Linked DNA regions of Homo sapiens: region 2 is linked to region 1. The links are chromatin loops, found by intact Hi-C in ENCODE. Cell type or tissue: PC-9. All regions are shown on one strand. Region 1 has its middle 11 kb from the start of AKR1E2. Region 2 has its middle 19 kb from the start of UCN3.

Region 1 (8,000 bases):
CTAATATTAGATAATATTAGATAATAATATTGTTGATATTATATGTCAGCTTTTATAGCTCATAGTCAAATTTACAACAATTCAATCTCAGATGTCTAGAATATATTTGTCCTTTCTGTAAATGATTTGCATCTTTTCATAAAATCTTAGTTTGAACTACCCAGATATGCCTTCTTGTTTTAGGGTGCTTCAAATGTCTTGGGCAAGAATTTAGGAGAATAATATAAATGATAAAGATGTAAACAAATGAACAATTACCACATTCTTTATAATGAAAGAATTGAAACTCTAGATGACAAGAAGATGGTATATATATGAGTAAATGTTAAAGCCCCGTCGTGTACACATGAGAATGTGGAAGGAAAGGGTCTTGTCCCCCTCGATGGGGACACACAGGGGATAGCAACTTGCCAATCTCAGACTGTGCAGGCACGTACCCTTCGAAGCAGCAGTTCCTCTGCATTATAGCACTGTGTGACACAGAGAAAAAAATAGGAACAAATGATGTGTCTGTAGCAAGGCTGCTTCTGGAGGTATTAATTTATGCATCTCTCCTCTCTCTGCTTCTCCTTCTTCCCTCTTCCTTTATTTCCTCCTGGAGTTGGGCCTTACAGCTCCTTGTCTGAGGGATCTGGGCAGGGAAGGCAGCAGAAGCTTCCAGAAGACAAAGGCTCTTCAGGCCAAGTGCCCTGGATACAGGGTGAAGAGAAGGAGCTTTGGAAAGAAAGATCTGAGGGTAAAGCCTGCAATGCCTCTCCTGGACCCAAGGATGGGTGAGTGACTGCTCTCTGGCCAAATGGCTGCTGCTTCATCCCTTGGTGAGAGGCACTCAGAGGGACGACTCGCAGCCTCAAGGAGGACGCCCTGTTCCTCTGGCCCAAAAGCAGCGAGAGCCTGATAACCGGGAGACAAGAGCAGGGGCCATCCACCTTCAGCAGGGACTGGCTATCCAACTGGCTTCTTCACCAGCCTGGTTGGAATTAAGTCCACTGGAAGGAAACAACAACTATTTTTAATATTAATTTAAGTTGTTTTTTTGTTTTGTTTTGTTTTGTTTGAGACGGACTCTTGCTCTGTCGCCCAGGCTGGAGTGCAGTGGCACAATCTTGGCTCACTGCAAGCTCTGCTTGCCGGGTTCACGCCTTTCTCCTGCCTCAGCCTCCCCAGTAGCCGGGACTACAGGCGCCTGCCACCACGCCCAGCTAATTTTTTGTATTTTTAGTAGAGATGGAGTTTCACCATGTTAGCCAGGATGGTCTCGATCTCCTGACCTCGTGATCCGCCCACCTTGGCCTCCCGAAGTGTTGGGATTACAGGTGTAAGCCACTGCGCCTGGCCTTAAGCTTTTACATTGGAATTTGTTTTGCCTTAAATTGGAAGAATAAAGACTGATTGGATGAATTGTGGAATCTATAGAAGGGAATATTCTGCCACTACTGAAATCCATGTGGTGCAGCCACACATGCTGATAGGGAAAGTGTCCAAGGTCCCACATTCAGTGAAAAAGCAAGACGTGTGATATGGTTTGGCTTTATGTCCCCACCCAAATCTCATGTTGACTTGTAATTCCCAGTGTTGGGGGAGGGACCAGGTGGAAGGTGATTGCATCATGGGGGCAGATTCCCCCTTGCTGTTCTCGTGATAGTGAGTTCTCATGAGATCTGATGGTTTAAAAGTGTGTGACAGTACCCGCTTCCCTCTCTCTCTCTCCTGATCGGCCATGTTAAGATGTGCTGGCTTCCCCTTTGCCTTCTGCCAAGGTTGTAAGTTTCCTGAGGCCTCCCCACCCATGCAGAACTGTGAGTCAATTAAACCTCTTTTCTTCATAAATGACCCAGTGTCAGGTAGTCATTTATAGCAGTGTGAGAACAATTAATACAACGTGGAATTTGATAAATATGATACATACATTCAAACACTTAATATACTGTATATACATACACACACATATACACATATGCATACATATACAAACATACACATATGTAAATACACACATACATACATACAAATACACAGACATGGGCACATAGACATACACACAAAGATGTACTCACAGACACACAAATACACAGACACAAGTACACAGACACACACACATATACTGTATACACACACGTGCATACACATATGTAATATGCATACACATACACAGAGACACAAATAAACACAAATAGACACACATACATACACCCACATAGACACACTCACCCCAAAGACACATACACATTCATATACACACACACACCCCATCTATCTATCCATCTATGTGCTCCATATGCACAGAGAATTTTGCAGTAAATGAGAAATGTAACAGTGATTACCTACGGGAGGGAGCAGTAAAGCATAAGACAATTTTTAAAATGCTGCATGTTGTGAGACTTTTAAAACACACATGTCTTAATTTATGATTTTTAAAAACGGTTTATAAATGGAAGAAATGTGAGAAAAGACATTTTTATATTTACTTGCACAGGCAAAAAATGTAAAGCCAACATATTTTTCGGAGCCTCATTTTCTAAATAATTATCTTCTTATTGATTATTTATAGATTGATTCAGAGAAAAATCACAAATTGTAAATCAAGTTGATTAGGATGTACTTCACTTGAGCTTTGGAAATATTTTGTGAATTCATTAATTTATAAATAAAATTGAGGGAAAATAATGGTATAATTAAAAATAGTTCCTACATGTTAGTGGACAACTTGCCTTCTAAGTTAGGACTTCAAAGTTGGTGAAACCCTTGTGCGCTTTATAGATTGGTTCTTCCTGCCCTCTGGTGGCCATTAATCGTTCCTACATATTAGTGGACAACTTGCCTTCTAACGGAGGACTTCAAAGTTGGTGAAACCCTTGTGCGCTTTATAGATTGGTTCTTCCTGCCCTCTGGTGGCCATTAATCGTTCCTACATATTAGTGGACAACTTGCCTTCTAACGGAGGACTTCAAAGTTGGTGAAACCCTTGTGCGCTTTATAGATTGGTTCTTCCTGCCCTCTGGTGGCCATTAATCGTTCCTACATATTAGTGGACAACTTGCCTTCTAACGGAGGACTTCAAAGTTGGTGAAACCCTTGTGCGCTTTATAGATTGGTTCTTCCTGCCCTCTGGTGGCCATTAATCGTTCCTACATATTAGTGGACAACTTGCCTTCTAACGGAGGACTTCAAAGTTGGTGAAACCCTTGTGCGCTTTATAGATTGGTTCTTCCTGCCCTCTGGTGGCCATTAATCGTTCCTACATATTAGTGGACAACTTGCCTTCTAACGGAGGACTTCAAAGTTGGTGAAACCCTTGTGTGCTTTATAGATTGGTTCTTCCTGCCCTCTGGTGGCCATTGCTCAAAATGCAGACAGAGCTGTGTGGAGGTGAAACAATGAAACTTTTTTTGTTTTTTCGCTTTGTTTTGTTTTGTTTTTGAGACGAAGTTTCGTTATAGTCACCCAGGCTGGAGTGCAATGGTGCAATCTCGGCTCACTGCAACCTCCGCCTCCCGGGTTCAAGCGATTCTTCTGCCTCAGCCTCCCGAGTAGCTGGGATTACAGGCGCCTGCCACCATGCCCAGCTAATTTTTGTATTTTTAGTAGAAACGGGGTTTCACCACGTTGGCCAGGCTGGTCTTGAACTCCTGACCTCAGGTGATTCGCCCGCCTTGGCCTCCCAAAGTGCTGGGATTACAGGCATGAGCCACTGCACCTAGCACAATGAAACTATTAATACAGCCCAGGCAGTGACTCACAGAAGCCTGAGAAATCCTCTCAATTTCCTCATTTTAATTTTGCAACATAATCTTGCTATCTTGATTAGTCTCACTCGATATTACTGACATAAAATCGAATTATGCCATCTCAAGTATTTCAGTTATATATTAAATTATCGAAAGCTACAGTAATTTTCTGTAAAACTTTTACATGTATAGTATATTGTTAGACCTTACCACAATAAGGGGTGTTTTGCAAATAAGAAAATAAAAACACTTTTAAGTGAACTTATTTTTTTTCTTACTGTTAGGTAAGTCCTTTAAATATTCTATATTTTTGTTTCACATTACCACTCCGTATGTTCTGTCAAGTGTACACTTACTATTCAGATTCCACGAGGAATAGAGTGACTCCGAGGGAGGCTGGTACACTTAGTAAGTGGCAGGCCCAAGGGTTGGAAAACAATCTGGCTCCTGAGTTTGTGTCTAAGCTTTCCTTCTTTTAAAAATCCATAGGGTTAATTGTGAAGTAATTTTTAAGCATTTAACTAGAATGTGTTGATAATGTGCAACTTGTAAAATCTTATAAGATACAATTTTTGTTTAAGGCAATGTTTGTTTACCTTTTTTTTTTTTTTTTTTCCTGAGACAGAGTCCTGCTCTGTTGACCAACCTGGAGTGTAGTGATGGGAGCTCTGCTCACTGCAACCTCTGCCTCCCGGTTTAAGCCTTTCTCGTGCCTCAGCCTCCCGAGTAGCTGGGATTACAGGAGCATGCCACCAAGCCTGGCTAATTTTTGTATTTTTAGTAGAGACGGGGTTTCACCATGTTGGTCAGCCTTGTCTCAAACTCCTGACCTCAAGTGATCCACCTGCCTTGGCCTCCCAAAGTGCTGGGATTTCAGGCGTGAGCCACTGTGCCCGGCTGGTTTACCGTATTTTTTAATACACTAATATGTGTTAGCCTCAAAGACCTAGTTTCTTCTATAAAGTTTATAAACCAGGCTTCATGATTTTAGGGGAGATGACTTTTTAGAATATCTAAAAGGAGATGTTTCATTTTTTAAACCAAAATTTAGAAGCAGAAGCTACCTGGCACTAGTGTCCTTTTATCCATCATGAAAGTCTAGTCCCTTTGGTAGGGGACAAATGGATGCTTGTGGCTCAAGAGAAAGTAAACCCTGAGAAAGAGTTACTGAGTTAGAGTATGGTTTCAGATAAAAACGGTGATTAACTTCAGAAGATTTTTTTTATAATTATGGAACTCCAGACTAAACATTCTTAGGGTTTCTGGTCCAAAAGAGCTTCATTAAAAAAATATATATATATATACTTGGACATTCCACTGATCGCCGCTGTTTCAGGTGGGGTCATTTTAAGCTGTTAGTCATCTCTGGACCAGTCGCTGTGATCATTCCAAATGATTTCCCCCTTGAATTTCAATGACATCTATGCTGGGCTCAAGGGCTCATGCCTGTAATGCCAGCACTTTGAGAGGCCAAGGTGGGTTGATCACTTGAGACCAGGAGTTTGAGACCAGCCTGGCCAACGTGGCAAAATCCTGTCTCTACTAAAAATACAAAAAAAAAAAAATTAGCTGGGCACGTTGGCTCATGCCTGTAATCCCAGCTACTCTGGAGACTGAAGCACGAGAATTGCTTGAACCCAGGAGGCAGAGGTTACAATGAACCGAGATGACACCACTGCACTCCAGCCTGGGCAACAGAGTAAGACTGTCAAAAAAAAAAAAAAAAAGAAGAAGTCAATGACATTTGGCTTATGTATGCAACTCATACAGTGCTGACTTTAAACAGCCAGTACAGTAGGAGAAAGGGAACGACCCCCAAGAACTAGAGAAGAATCATCATCGCATAGGAGTTAAGCACATAAGCCCCATGTGTAACGGACCAGGTCAGGTGCTTGCTGAGTCACCAGTGATGCATCTGGAGATGTGTGACTCCCTGCAGCATCAAAGCAACTCCTGGGAAGTCTCACGGAGGCAGAAGAGAGACTCAGTTATAAATGCAAATGCTAAATCTGGCCGGCTGTACTGCCTATGTGAAGACCATATTAAAATAACCAGGCAACTTTTTTGATGTTAATTTAATAATAACAGCTATGCAAAATACTTAAAAACCAACTGTTTCAATTCAAGCAAGTCCCACTTCCACCCTAGGGGTGGGGTATTCTTTTTAACCCGACTTTCATGATGGATAAACCAAGGCACAGAGAAGTTCAGTAACTTTTCCAGGACTCCAGTCTCGTAAGTGACAGGGAGGACGGACTCCTGGGTCCACCCTGGCATAGAAGCATACTGTGTTATCTGTGTAACGGCCCGCCTGCCGGTGCTGCAAGCTCCCGAGGATGGGAAATGTGTGTTACCTTTCCACCGGAGGCCCAGCACCTTCATCACTGCTGCTTTCCTAGCACAGTGTGTTTGTTGGTGTGGAGGAGTGTTTAGAAGGCAGGAATTTGCTCTTTTTTTTTTACATAGCACTGCCCTGGAGACAGGGACCAGATCTTCAAGAGGGAACATTATTTATTCATCATCGATTATGGTTGCAGTGTGAAACAGAAAGAATACAGACACAAAATACACAGTACCTGCTCTCACAGGCCTCACATCTTCTTAAGATGACAGAGTGATATTAATTTTAAGATAAAATTCTTATTTAAAGGCTGGCTTCCATATTAATCCTAAATGAGTGTGGGCTTCATATTGGAGTTTCAAAATACAGGAATCAAAAGCTGATAGAACTGAAAAGGGGAAATAAGTCTGCAATTCTAGCTAGAGATTTCAACACAGTAATGGATAGAATCAGTGCCTAGACAATCTGTGGAAAGACAGAAGAGCTGGACAACTCTACCCTGCCCGGGACATTAGTGACCACACCCAATTGAAGCAAATACACATTCTGCTCACAGGCATTTGGGACATTCACCAAGAGAGAAGAGAACACATTCTGGGCCATAAAATGAATGTGTGTTGGAAAGGATGGAAATTCTGCCACATTCGCACCCCCAGCTGCAAAGCCTCTCTCTGGGTGCAGATGGAGAGAACAAGCCTGCTGTTGGGGTGACAGGCAGCACCTGTGTGCAATTGTACAGGCCTGCACTAAACAATCTCAGAGTGTGCAGGAGAGGAGAAGGTGGTGAGACATGTGGAAGGGGAGCCATCAGCAGGACACAACTCCTTGCAGCAACTGTGGGGCTCAAGAGAGGAGTAACAGCCAGGAATATTCACTGGTTCCTGGCTTGGGTAATGGTGTGGGTTATGATTTAATTCACTAATCATAAAAGTGCAAGGCAAGAGGAAAGATTTGGAATGAGTCTGTGCATCTGTGTCATTGTGTGTGTGTCCATGAGTTTGTGTGTGTTTGTGTGTGTCTCTGTGTGTCTGAGGGTGTCTGTGTGTCTGTGCATGTGTTGGTGTGTGTGTGTATGTGTGTGTCTGTATTTCTGTGCATGTCTGTGTATGAATGTGTGTGTCTGAGTGTGAGTGCATTTGTGTGTGTATAAGTGTGTGTGATTAGTTCAGATTTTCTGTCTTATCTATTGGAGAGAATACCAATTTGAACACAAGTGAGATAGCTCTCCTAGATAAATGGATGTCCAGGTCAAGCGCATTCAGGCGGTGGACAGGCCCAAAGTTGTGAGTGGAGAGTGGGGAGGAAGAAGTGATGGGAGAGGGTCCTGAACACCTCCATTAACAAGGACACTGATGGATGGGCAGAAGCTGAGACCATGAAGCTTGTACTGCAGAACTAGGAAAGGAGAACCCAGTGGAAGGAGTTTGGCAGGCATTACTGGTCGTCCACTCAACAAGCATTGCTCCTCCATCCACACTGGCAGAACCTGGCCACCCCTTTCTTCGTGAATCAGGACAGTCCTGATGAGCGTAAGCCTGTCCTGTGGTCCCCTTCCCTATTGGATTGAATCATTTAGAGGGGGGAATGGCTCCTAAGCCCAAATAGGACTTTTTCTACTTAGGAACTCATAAGCTAAGGGGAGTCTTTTCTTTTTAGGCTGTGAATCATTTATGCTGGGACAAGAGGCTGCCGAAGGATTCCTAGAAAATTTTTTCAGGTTCTCAAAGCTGGGGAAGAAACAATTTCCTTGCATTTGGTGGACAGTGATGTGTCTGGTTTTGCTCTTTCCAAACACAGGTACTCTCACACTGTCACATGTCACACACATGCACACAGCACTCTCTGTTTCTATTTCTCTCTATTACTCTTCCTCCCTCCTTCCCTCTTTCTCTTCCTTCCAACTTCCTATGCCTTCTCTCAAACACACACAC
Region 2 (8,000 bases), 570 kb before region 1:
TGCCTCCTTGTCTTCCTCTAATGGAGACACACTTGGTTCTCTCCCCTGCCCTTATTTATGTTACTCACAACCACAGTATCACTATGCGGTAACTGTTACAACTGTCTAAGTTTTCTTTCTTTCTTGAGTCTTATACTAAAATTTCCGCCCACTTGTTGGACCTATCCTCACAGATGTTTTAGCTACACTTAAATTTAACTTCCCCCTGGAAAAACTGTTTTTTCAAATGAAATCTGTTCTTCCTTCAGTGGTTATGGCATCGCTTTCCCACTTAAGCAGGTCCTAGGCAACATCATCATTTTTGACTGTGCCCCAGCCCATTGCTTGCTCTCTATGTAGTATTAGATTACGTTCAGCCTCCCTACGTATTGTAAGTTGGGTCTAAATGTTTCTCTGTACATGGTGTAAATGAAAAAAGTATCTGAGACAGGTCTCAATCAATTTAGAAGTTCATTTTGCCAGGGTAAAGGACATGCTTGAAAGAAATAAACATGGAATCACAGAAACAGTCTGCAGTCTGTGCCTTTCTGCAAAGATGACTTTGAGGGTTTCTTTTTTTGAGACAGAGTTTCACTCTTGTTGCCCAGGCTGGAGTGCAGTGGTGTGAACTCGGCTCACTGCAACCTCTGCCTCCTGGGTTCAAGTGATTCTCCTGCCTCAGCCTCCCGAGTAGCTGGGATTACAGGCGCATACCACCATGCCTGGCTAATTGTATTTTTAGTAGAGACGGCCTTTCTTCATGTTGGTCAGGCTGGTCTCGAACTCCCAACCTCAGGTGATCCGCCTGCCTTGGCCTCCCAAAGTGCTGGGATTACAGGTATGAGCCACCACACCTGTCCGAGGGTTTCAATACTTAAAAGGGAAGGGTGGGCTGGAGATGAAAGAGAGAGGGTATGGTCCCATTACCGGATCCACATGTTCAGGAGAAAGGGAGCACGTGGGCGAATAGTCACTGATATTTTCGTCTTGTGCTCAGTAAATTGCCACCTTATATAAGATAAGGTAACCCTAGAGTAGCTACCAGTGAAGGAGATATTTAACCTTTTGTCTGTAGCTGTCTGAGTAAGAACAAAAGGAAAGGCAGCTTGTTGTATGACTCAGCTTTCAGCTTAACTTTTTTCCTATGGCAGAGTGAATTGGGGTCCTATGTTTTTATTTTCTTTTCACAATTGTGAACTGTGACCTAACGGGATGTGTCAACAGTCTGTCACCTTCTCTCTCTCTTTATTATTATTATTATTATTATTATTTTGAGACAGAGTTTCACTCTTGTTGCCCAGGCTGGAGTGCAGTGGCGCTCTCTTGGCTCTCTGCAACCTCCACCTCCTGGGTTCAATCAATTCTCCTGCCTCAGCCTCCCCAGTAGCTGGGATTACAGGTGCGTGCCATGGCTGGCTAATTTGTGTCATTTTTAGTAGAGATGGGGTTTTGCCATGTTGGCCAGGCTGGTCTCGAACTCCTGACCTCAGGTGATGCACTTGCCTTGGCCTCCCAAAGTGCTGGGATTACAGGTGTGAGCCACCATGCCTGGCCTGTCACTTACTCTTATAGTTTCAGCCAACTGCATGTAGCCAACTGTTCAAACTGTGTTCAAAGAAGGCAGAGGCCGAGGTGTAATCCATCCAGCTGTACCTCACTTCCATTTTCCATATGTCACTGTCCTTTTTCTGTGCATTAAATCCAACCATGTGGCTGCTCTGGAGTCATTCTGAACCTATTCTGGTTCCAGGGCTGCCTGATTCTTGAATTGTTCTTAGCTCAATTGAACTCTGTTAAATATGATTTGTTTAAAGTTTTTATTTTAATAGAAGAATGAATTCCATCAATTCTACTTTGGTAATGTGTCCAGAACACATTCCCTTCTTTCTCTTCAACTATTCTCCCCTTCACCAGTGCACTGGGGTCTAAATGCTCTTCTGCTTTTCGTTTTGTCTTCCTGACCCAACCGACCCACTACTCTCCGACTGAACCTTCTGAAGCACAGCTTGGATTACCCTGCTCCTTCGCTCAAAGCTTTAATGATTCCCCATCGCCTGAACCTAAGGCCCAAACTCCTGTGTGTGGCACGCAGAGACTGTCCCAGCAAGCTCTGACTCAAACTTCTCTTCCATTCTTCACTGTCATTGTGTGCGTTCCATTCCAACCAGACTTGCCCCCGTTTCCCAGCATATCCTTTTTCCTCCATGATCATGTGATGTGTGGGGGCCACGGCCATTGGTCCCCTCAAGGTTTGCTGGAAAATCACTGGCATGAGGCAGATTGATTAACAGGAGAAAATGCAAACAAATTTGTTTAATGTGTATATACGGGAGCCTTCAGGATGAAGACTCAACTGTTACCGGAAAGGGGTCCTGATCCAGACCTCAAGAGAAGGTTCTTGGATCTCGCATAAAAAACAATTCAGGGTAAGTCCACAGGGCAAAGCAAAAGCAAGTTTATTAAGAAAGTAAAGTGGTGAAAGAGCGGCTACTCCATAGACAGAGGAGGATGGTCCCGAAAGTAAGAGGAGGAACCTGTCTACCCTAGGTATAATACTTGTTTATATATAATATTAAATCATCATGGGAGATATGCTCTGCTACAAGGATTTGTGATAAAGGATTAATTTTCTAATTACTATATTTTGCAAAAATTGATATTATTATCATTAAAGGAAAATTAGGAATGCTTCTGTTCTCAAGATATCGGGATATCAGGACACTCCTAAGTCTGCCTCTATTTAGTAAACATTAATTATCTGTTTCCTTGACCATAAACATCTAGAGACTACGAATATCTAACTTTCTGGGAATGCAGCCCAGCAAGTCCCAGCCTCATTTTCTAGCCCTCACTCAAGATGGAGTCGCTCTGGTTTGAACACCTCTGACACAACTTTCCAAAGAGGTACAGGAACTTATGTCCTATCTTGAGGCCACAGTAAAGAGGGCAGACTCGGAGCAGGGCCAGAAACAGGTTATGTTGGTCAATGAAGTTGAGTGGCAAGACTGTTGATGAGAGGGAGAGAGGAAGAGGCTTGGCTAGCACAGGTGGCCTTGTTATGTAGATGAAGTCTCCCTCAGAGAGAATAGATAGTAAATGCTTCTTTTAGACTTTCAAGGGTCAGAATCCCAACCTCTCCTGGATCTGGGTAAGATAAAGGAAGTGGGGTGGGGTTATGGCTGCATTCATAGAGATCCTCTACAGATGCAAAATTTCCCCCCAAAAGCCCCAACTTTGCAAGGCCACTTCCATTTGCTGGCCTAGTGGCAGTCATTTTAAAAAAAAATGTTAAATGGCTGGATGCAGTGTTTCACACCTGTAATCCCAGCACTTTGGGAGGCCGAGGCGGGTGGATCATGAGGTCAGGAGTTCAAGACCAGCCTGGCCAAGATGGTGAGACCCCTCCGTCTCTACTAAAAATACAAAAAAATTAGCCGGGCATGGTAGTGGGCATCTGTAATCCCAGCGACTTGGGAGGCTGAGGCAGGATAATTGCTTGAACCCAGGAGACGGAGGTTGCAGTGAGCCAAGGTCATGCCACTGCACTCCAGCCTAGGCGACAGAGCAAGACTCCGTTTCAAAAAAAAAAAAAAAAGTTAAATATTTTGGGGTAAAATATTTTAATTTCCTGCAGATGTAATTCCTACTTTAGAGCCCAGTTCTATTGTTACCTGCTCCATGAAACTTCCAGAATCTTCCTCCTTGTGTCCTCTCTGAGCTCCCAGAGCACCTGTCTGCTCCACCCCAGGGTTTATGGACAGTGGAGACACACCATGAAATGTCTCACTGCATTGAAAATTTGTAGTAAGTACTCACTGATGAAAAAAATGTTTAATGTGTATGTCCTACGTAGTGCCTTACATTTTTATTAGGCTTTTACTAAGTATTTAACATTTATTGGCCAGGTGCAGTGGCTCATGCCTATAATCCCAGCATTTTGGGAGGCCAAGGAGAGAGGATCACTTGATCCCAGGAATTCGAGACCAGCCTGGGCAACATAGTGAGACCCTGTCTCTGCTTAAAAAAAAAAAAAAAATTAGCCAGGCGTGGCATGCAACTTTGGTCCCAACTATTTGGGAGGATGAGGTGGGAGGACCACACGAGCCCAGGATGTTGAGGCTGCAGTGAGCCGTGATTGCACCACTGTGCTACAGCCTGAGCAACAAAACAAGACTGTCTCAAAGAAATAAAGTAAAATAAAATAAAATTTATTCTTCAACGTACATGTGTTGTTTCTCTGTTCAGCCACTGGAGGGCACTAGTGAAGTCCTTAAATAACTGATCCACTGTTGAGATGAGTTTTTCATGCTCTAGAGGTTGTGTGTGTGTGTGTGTGTGTGTGTGTGTGTGTGTGTGTGTGTGTGTGTGTGTGTGTACATGAGTACTGACGCATCGAGAAAAATACTATTTATAGATTTTCTTTTGTTTTTAAAAGTTAATAATCTACTAAAGATAATAACCACAGTCTTTCTTAAGGTTTTGCATTCAGCTTGTGAATCTTATTATTCATAAGCCTAGAAAATTTGTATAATCACTTTTAAAGGGAATACACATGAATTTTGGGTCTCTTTTACAGTCTTAGATAAATGCTCTTAAATATTTTAGGTTGCCTATAAATTTAATATATTCTATTTTCTTTTGAGGGTTTTGACAAACTTTCCCAAGTACTGTAAATAATTCTTTAAAAATCTAATAAATTAAACTATACCTATGGTAATTAAGTACTCTTCACTGTTCTAAAGCTGTCTACAAGTGATTAAGATTTGTACTTAAGATCACAAGTGTAAATTTATTGACAACATTTACACTTCTAAAATTGGAATTACATGGCTGACTACGATTGTATTAGGCCAAACACTCTTAAATATTATAAACGCTGTATTTGAAATGCCAAGTTGGCACAGCTTCCTTATCACAGCAGCTTCAGTACATCCTTATTTAATGGATTCACTTACAATTATTTATTGAGCACCCATCACGTGCTCGTCACAGTTCCAGACATGGGGGACACAGCATTGAACAAAACAGAAGAAACCCCAGTCCTCATGGAGTTTATGTTGTAGTGAAAGACAATAAACACTATAAGGTAGTAAATTATACCACAGGTTAAAAGATGGCAGGTGCTCTTGGGGAAAAGTAGAGGACACTAAGAGGGAATGGATTGCAGCTTCAAAAAAGTGGGCATTGTAGCCTCCAAAGAAAGCAGCTTTGACAAGGACTTCAAGGGAGTGACAAGGGAGGCAGCAGATATTTGAGGAGAGAACATTACTAGTAAGAGGAACTATTAGAGGAGTTCAAACCAGACCGACTCCATCCTGAGTGAGCGCTAGGAAAATGAGGCTGGGACTTGCTGGGCTGACTCCCAGAAAGTTGGGTATTCCTGGCCTCAAGATGTTTATGGTTAAGGGAACAGATTGATAACATTTACTAAACAGACTCAGACTTGGGAGTGTCCTGATGTCCTGATATCTTGAGAACAGAAGCATGCCTAAGTTTGCTTTAAATATAATAATATTGATTCTTGCAAAAAATAGTAATTAAGAAAATTAATCCTTTATCACAAACCCTTGTAGCAGGGGACATCCCCCCAATCTTCTTTTGTCCTATATATAAACTAGCATTGTACCTAGGGGGGACAGGTTCCTCCTCTTACTTTCGGGACCATCCTACTCTGTCTATGGAGTAGTTGCTCTTTCAATTCCTTTGCTTTGGCCCTTGGACTTGCCCTGGGTTCTTTTCTGCATGAGATCCAAGAACTCTCTATTGGGGTCTGAATCAGGATCCCTTTCTGGTAACAGAACCAGCAATGAAGATTTAGAAGGGGGAGCCACGGAGGGAGAAGGAAAGCAGTGGAGTGTCCTGGAAGCCCAGTTGGAAAAAAGTCTATCCAGGAGGAGGTCATGGTCGTGGTCCCATGTGTTACAGGATACTCCTAAGTCATGTGAGTGAGGGCTGGGGCTTGGGTGCTGGATTTAGGCTGACCTTGAAGAGAGGGTTCAGTGGAATGATAGGGATGCAAGCCGGATTAATGGGGGTTGAATGGAGAGAGAAAGAAGAGAGTATAGAGAAATTGTCAGAGCGTTGCTGTAAAAGAAGGCAGAGTAACGTGCTACTCTCTGGAAGAGGCGATAAGTCAAGAGTTGTTGGCTGGGTGCGGTGGCTCACACCTGTCATCCCAGCACTTTGGGAGGTGGATGCGTGAAGATTGCTTGAGCCCAGGAGTTTGAGACCAGCCTGAGCAACATAGTGGGACCCTGTCTCCATTTTTATTTTTTAAAAAGTATTGTTTCTAGCATTGGAGAAAGAAAAATGGGTTTGCTTGCTAGTGTGAATGATGCAGAGGGGGAGGTGGCATCAAAGATGTGGGAGGAAGACAGAAAGGTTGTTGGATCCATGTCTTAAGTGGGTGAGAGGGGATGGGAACTTAGAGTGTGACACAGAGGTTGTCCCTACACAGATGCACGGACAATTCAACTAACTCAATAGGAAGGAAGGCAGAGTGTGTGAGTACAGGTGCTCTCCGGGCGAAGACACGGTGGTGAGGTTTCTGTGAAATCGTGCTTCTGAAACACCCCATTTTCTTAATGAAAAGGGAGTAAAGTCAGCAGCTGAGGTTGGAAAGGGAAGGATATACTAGAGGTCTGCGGAGAGAAGAAAATGAGTGAAAGTCTAAGAAGTAGGGGCAGGAGTGGTGAAGGAAGCGTGGTGTAAACGCTGGGCCATCTGAAGAGCCCATCTGAGGAGTCCAGTGAGGATTCTAAGGAGAGATCAGTCTGTGTGTGTGTGTGTGTGTGTGTGTGTGTGTGTGTTGTGTGTATGGTGTGGTATGTGTATGTCTGTGATATATGTGGATGTGTGGTATGTGTGTGTGGTGTGTGTGGTGTGTGGTGTGTGTGGTGTGTGTGTGTGGTGTGGTGTGTGTGGTGTGTGGTTGGTGTGTGGTGTGTGTGTGGGGTGTGTGTGTGGTGGGTGTGTGTGGTGTGTGTGGGGTGTGTGGGGTGTGTGGTGTGTATGCGTGGGGTGTGTGTGTGGTGTGTGTGGTGTGTGTGTGGGGTGTGTGGTGTGTGGTGTGTGTGTGTGGTGTGTGTGGGGTGTGTGTGGGGTGTGTGTGGGGTGTGTGGTGTGTGTGGGGTGTGTGGTGTGGTGTGTGGTGTGTGTGGTGTGTGTGGGGTGTGTGGTGTAGTGTGTGCGTGGGGGGTGTGTGTGTGGTGTGGGGGGTGTGTGTGTGTGGTGTGTGGTGTGTTGTGTGTTGTGTGCATGTGTGTGGTGTGTGTGTGTGGGTTTTAAGCTGTGTTAAGCTTCAGGGTTCAAGGGCAGAATAATGGCGTGTTTGAATGAATAAAACAAGGCAAATGTGGAACGAGGGAATCTCAGGTGTGCACAGTGAGGGATGATAAAATCCACTCTGGCATTTAGACGGGCAAGGAGGGAAGAGAGGTCGGGACGTGGCGGGAGGGATGGTGGATGGTGAAAAGGTAGCAGGATCCGTGGATTATTGGCTTCGGGGAGGTTGGGAGATGGTTGGAGTTGCTGTCCTAGGAAGGGTGAGCTGGAAAGACAGGACATGGTGGTCAGAAAGTTTGTGACTTGTAATGACAAAGTCATGGGAGCGAGTGGTGAGGCAGGAGGCAGGTCAGGGTCATGGGAGTGGAAATGTTTAAGGAGCTGAGAGGCCAGGTGTGGGAGAGGTCATCTACACGTGTACTGAGATTACCACAGATTAAGACAGGAGCCCCGTGAGCGAGATTGACGAGCCAAGAGCTAAAGTGACAGAGACATGAGGTGCTGTGGGAGACCGAGGTGGGTGGAGACATGAGGTGCTGTGGGAGACCGAGGTGGGTGGAGACATGAGGTGCTGTGGGAGACCGAGGTGGGTGGAGACATGAGGTGCTGTGGGAGACCGAGGTGGGTGGATCACTTGAGCCCAGGAGCTCAAGACCAGCCTGGGCAACATGGCAAGACCTCGTCTCTACAAAAAATAGAAAAATTAGCCAGGTGTGGTGGTACACGCTCGAAGTCCC

Evidence for each region. A loop is a pair of places that touch in the nucleus more often than their neighbours do. Peaks named below come from ENCODE experiments on the same cell type or tissue, not always from the same donor. Only the 100,000 strongest peaks of a DNase experiment are listed, where the experiment ranks them.
Region 2: a loop joins it to region 1, with 7 times the contacts of the local background. A loop is called at or near these places in 18 of 110 quality-filtered maps.

The regions. Positions count from the first base shown.
Region 1 is chr10:4,810,776-4,818,775 of GRCh38, reverse strand. No RefSeq gene overlaps it. Among named protein-coding and RNA genes, the nearest start is that of AKR1E2, 11 kb to the left of the region's middle. RefSeq lists enhancers at 3,212-3,261, 2,698-3,345. In PC-9, CTCF peaks have their summits at 2,824 (motif pointing left) and 3,030 (motif pointing left); DNase peaks (open chromatin) are centred at 3,350, 3,751 and 5,635; H3K4me3 peaks cover 540 bases; H3K27ac peaks cover 1,028 bases.
Region 2 is chr10:5,380,437-5,388,436 of GRCh38, reverse strand. No RefSeq gene overlaps it. Among named protein-coding and RNA genes, the nearest start is that of UCN3, 19 kb to the right of the region's middle. RefSeq lists an enhancer at 2,750-3,368. In PC-9, CTCF peaks have their summits at 4,026 and 4,231 (motif pointing right); a DNase peak (open chromatin) is centred at 4,236.